Regions from separate parts of the Homo sapiens genome. Here region 1 is linked to region 2. A link is an interaction called in ENCODE POLR2A ChIA-PET data of the cell type or tissue named here. Cell type or tissue: PC-3. All regions are shown on one strand.

Evidence for each region. ChIA-PET counts read pairs that join two places held together with the same protein. Peaks named below come from ENCODE experiments on the same cell type or tissue, not always from the same donor. Only the 100,000 strongest peaks of a DNase experiment are listed, where the experiment ranks them.
Region 1: POLR2A ChIA-PET joins it to region 2 with 6 read pairs; 3 of 35 experiments call an interaction of 5 or more read pairs at or near these places.

The regions. Positions count from the first base shown.
Region 1 is chr1:52,832,668-52,835,167 of GRCh38, forward strand. No RefSeq gene overlaps it. Among named protein-coding and RNA genes, the nearest start is that of ZYG11A, 8.8 kb to the right of the region's middle. RefSeq lists an enhancer at 1-105. In PC-3, no CTCF peak of the experiment used is centred here; a DNase peak (open chromatin) is centred at 1,124; H3K27ac peaks cover 694 bases.
Region 2 is chr1:52,958,013-52,960,512 of GRCh38, forward strand. The region is part of intron 5 of SCP2 (sterol carrier protein 2); the gene reads left to right. Among named protein-coding and RNA genes, the nearest start is that of SCP2, 32 kb to the left of the region's middle. In PC-3, no CTCF peak of the experiment used is centred here; no DNase peak of the experiment used is centred here.

The DNA of each region.
Region 1 (2,500 bases), 130 kb before region 2:
AAGAACAGGGCCATGAAAGGGGGTCTCTGGTGCCTCCTGTTTTTCCCAAGGAGTCCAGGCTGTTAGAACTTGAATATTCACTTTTAATTAAGCTGACTTTTAACCATAGCACTCTTTAATAAAATCCTTTTAAAATGTCTTATTACCCAATTTTAGCCAGGCCAAAAGGCTGATATTCCTGGCTTTTGAACTTTACCAAAGGTAAAGTTAAGGACTCAGGAAGGTTCTCAGAGAAAGGAAGATTTAAGATAGTCAGTGGAGAAGAGACTAGAGACGGTCATGCAGTTATTAAACCGGAAAGGACTTACTTCCTAAGCAGGGAATTGAGCTAGTGTGAAAGGGCAAAGCCTTGACTACTGAGCTACAGCACACGGCAGTCTTTTCTTTCCCTTCCCAGAAGGAGTTTAGAATAGTTAATTTTGAGCTTGCAAAGGCTTTTAGTTAAAAGATAATTTTTAGAGCTAACTATGACAGAAACCCTAAAATTATTGTTCCCTGGAAGGCAAAGACCAAGAGAAAGTATTGCCACATGGTTACAAGGTCAAGCTCCTAAGGACGTAAAACAAGATGGAGACAAACAGTGGTTTTTACCATTCATTCAACCATTTGCACAGAGAGAGAGAAGCCAGAAATTTGACTGGTAAGAAATTCCTGGCCAAGCGTGGTGGCTCACTCCTGTAATCCCAGCACTTTGGGAGGCCGAGTTGGGTGGATCACGAGGTCAGGAGATAGAGACCATCCTGGCTAACACAGTGAAACCCCGTCACTACTAAAAATACTAAAAAAAAAAAAAAAAAAAAATTAGCCGGGCGTGGTGGCGGGCGCCTGTAGTCCCAGCTACTGGGGAGGCTGAGGTGGGAGAATGGCGTGAACCCGGGAGGTGGAGCTTGCAGTGAGCCAAGATAATGCCACTGCACTCCAGCCTGGGCGACAGGGCGGGACTCCGTCTCAAAAAAAAAAAAATTCCTACCCTTTTGCCAGCATGCCAGGCTTCTGGGTTCCCTTTCCCTGAGTGGCCCTAGTGACTCAGCTTGCTGCATCATCACTCTGGGGGCCAAGCCGCATCATAAAAGAAAATTATCTTTCTTCGTTCTGGCCAGAGCAAGATACGTGTGACAAAACAGACATTAGTCACTCTGCTTAGCACCCAATATCAAACTGACAGAGCTCAAACTTGCCTCTGGTTGTGCCCCATCATCGTTAATCCAACCTCCGACCAGGAATTTCAACCTGTGGTCTCTGGGCAAGATGGTCGCCCTGAGTAACAGAAAAGATAAGCAAGGGAGCCGGGCCAGGCAAGGTGGCTCATGCCTGTAATCCCAGCACTTTGGGAGGCCAAGGCGGGCGGATTGTTTCAGGTCAGGAGTTCAAGACCAGCTTGGCCAACAGGGTGAAACCCTGTTTCTACTAAAAATACAAAAAATTAGCTGGGCGTGGTGGCGCACGCCTGTAGTCCCAGCTACTCAGTTGGCTGAGGCAGGAAAATTGCTTGAACCCGGGAGGCAGAGGTTGCAGTGAGCCAAGATCTTGCCACTGCACTCCATCCAGCCTGGGTGATAGAGCAAGACTCCAACCCAAAATAAAAAAAGAAAAGAAAGGGAGAGAGAGAAAAAAGCATTGCCTGCGGCAGGGTTGGGAAGGTGAAATGATCAGGGAAGCCAGAGAAAGACCCACCCATTGCAACGACTCTGAAAAGTTCAGTCAGCTGCTTCTCGGTAGCAAAGGGATCTTTTCCAGCAGTCTCATCAGCTCTCAAGTTTCCCCTTTTAGGGGGGAAAACGCTCCCCCGTCCCATGATCCTGTACATGCCTAATGGCCACTCACAGCCTTCAGCAAAGAGTGCAAGGCAGATTATTCCAAAGAGAATAGCAGTTGACATGCTGTAGTACCAAACCTGTTCTTAGCCAAAAGGGGCTTTACGAAGAGCCCTCATGTTTAAATGTACTTCAGTGCATTGTTGTTCATTCGGCACATTCCACTGTAAGTCACCTTTAGTAAGATTTTGCCATTTCTGTAAGACTTCGCTGCCTCCCAGGCCTAATGTATAACCCAAAAAGAACTCAGTTTTCCAGAAATTAAGGATCCCATTTTCCCATTTTTCCCTAGAATATTGACTTTACTCAGGTTCTCTTGATTAACTTAGCCAATGACTTTTTTTCCTACGTAAGCATGCACAAAAAATGAAACAAAGGGGCAGAACACAAAAATCCATGTGAATTTTCAAAAGCCAAATTTTATAACCCCTGCAATATTACTGCTTTACCACCAGTTCCTTTCTGACCCAGTCAGATGTAAGAGGCCTCTAACTTGATCCAAGCCAGTTAATTCCCAGATCAAACCTGTTCCTGGACCCAGTCCAGTTTCTGTCGCAACTCCAAACCCAGTTTGGATCAGAAATTTTCTCAAACTCCAAAACACAAATCCATGGAGCTCCAAAATCTGAGAGGGAGCTTACGATGATCCCCAGCCACTCTGAGAGATCCATGGACACAAAAATGGG
Region 2 (2,500 bases):
ATTTGTTGAAAAGATTATCTTTTTTCCATTATATTGCCTTTGCTTCTTTGTCATATATTTATGTAGGTCTATGTGTGAACTCTTTATTCTGTGCCATTTATCTATTTGTCTAATTTGTCTGAATTTTTTTTTGTCAATACCACACTGTCTTAATTACTGTAGCTTTAGGTAACTCTTAAAATTGAGTAGTGTCAGTCCTTCTGTTGAATTTTTTCACAAGTTTTTTTTTTTTTTTGAGATGGAGTCTCTGTTACCCAGGCTGGAGTGGAGTGCGGTGGCACAATCTTGGCTCACTGCAACCTCTGCCTCCCTGTTTCAAGCGATTCTCCTGCTTCAACCTCCGAAGTAACTGGGATTACAGGCTCCCACCGCCATGCCGGGCTAATTTGTGTATTTTTAGTAGAGACGGGGTTTTACCATGTTGACCAGGCTGGTCTTGAACTCCCGACCTCAGGCGATCCACCTGCCTCGGCCTCCTAAAGTGCTGGGATTACAAGTATGAGGCACCGCGCCTGGCCACATTTTTTCACAAGCTTTTTAGCTATCTATTGAGATGTTCTTATTTTGTTTGTTATTCTTTTTTAGTTTGTTAATATGATGAATTATATTGATTGATATTTGATTGTTAGTCTATCCCATATTCTGGGGTAATGTTTGGTATTTGGTCATGATATATTATCCTTTTTGTATATTGTTGGATTTGATTTGTTAATTTTTTTCTTTTAAGTGACGGGTTCTCCCTATGTTGCCCAGGCTGGTTTCAAGCTCCTGGGCTCGAGCAATCCTCCCGCCTGGGCCTCCCAAAGTGTTGGGATTACAGGTGTGAGCCACTGCGCCGGGCCTGATTTGTTAAAATTTTGTTAAGGATTTTTGTGTTTATGTCCGCAAGGGTGTTGGTTTGTTTTTTTCTTTCCATTGTGCAGGTTGGTCTTGAACTTCAGGGCTCAAGTGATCTGCCCACCTTGGCTTCCCAAAGTTTTGGGATTACAGGTGTGAGCCACCACACCCAGTCTAGTTTTAATACGAGAATAATGCTGGCCTCATAGAATAGCTGAGAAGTGTTCTCCTCTCTTCTGTTTTTTGGAGTAGTTTATATGTAAATTGGTATTTTTTTCTCTTAAATTTTTGGTAGAATTCACCAGTTCACATCTGGTCTGGTGACTTCTTTTCTTTTCTTTAAAAAAAATTTTTTTTTTTTTTGAGATGGAATTTCACTCTTGTTGCCCAAGCTGGAGTACAATGGTGCAGTCTTGGCTCACCGCAACCTCCACCTCCCAGGTTCAAGCGATTCTCCTGCCTCAGCCTCCCGAGTAGCTGGGATTACGGGCATGCGCCACCACGCCCTGCTAATTTTGTATTTTTAGTAGAGACAGGGTTTCTCCATGTTGGTCAGGCTGGTCTTGAACTCCCGACCTCAGGTGATCCACCCGCCTCGACCTCCCAAAGTGAGATTACAGGCATGAGCCACCGCGCCCAGCCCTAAAATATTTTTAATTTAAAAAATATTTTTTTTTTGCATTCTCATCTTTGGGTCATGGCCTGGTGATTTCTTTATGGGAAAGTTTTCAATCTTCTGAGTTTATATATAAATATATTACTATTGAGGTTGTCTATTTTTTTTGTAAAGTGAGCGTTGATAGTTTATGTCCTTCACGGAATTTGTCCAGTTCATCTAAATTATTAACCTTATTGGTAAAAAGTCATTCATGTTATTCCCGTCTTTTTAATGTAGGATCTTTGGACGTGTCTTTTCCCTTCCCTTCTTCTGGTGTTGGTAATTTTTATCTTCTCTCTTTTTCCATGGTCATCTTTTGTCAGGGTGATCATGGAAAAAGAAAGTTTACAATAAAACGACCAGCTTTTGTTTTTACTGATTTTCAATTTTTTTTTTTTTTTTGAGACAGAGTCTCACTCTGCCGCCCAGGCTGGAGTGCAATGGCATGATCTCAGCTCACTGCAACCTCTGCCTCCCGGGTTCAAGCAATTCTCCTGCTTCAGCCTCCTGAGTAGCTGGGATTACAGGCGCCTGCCACCACGCCCAGCTAATTTTTTTATTTTTAGTAGCGACGGGGTTTCACCACGTTGGCCAGGCTGGCCTCAAACTCCTGACCTCGTGATCCGCCCGCCTGGCCTCCCAAATTGCTGGGATTACAGGTATGAGCCATGGCGCCTGGCCTATATTCTTTTTTCTAGTTTATTCTACTCACTTCTACTCATTCTTTTTCATTCTGCTCATTTTCTATTTCAATCTGCTCTCATTCTTGATGTTTCCTTTCTTCTCCTTACTTTGGGTTTAATTTATTCTTTATTTTAAATTAGCCACGCCCAGCTAATTTTTTGCAGAGACGGAATCTTGCTATGTTGCCCATGCTGGTCTCGAACTCCTGGGCTCAGGTGGGCCTTCCACCTGGGCCTGCCAAAGTGTTGGGATTACAGGCATGACCCACCATGCCTGGCTACTATGTATATGTGTGTGTGTGTGTGTGTGTGTGTGTGTGTG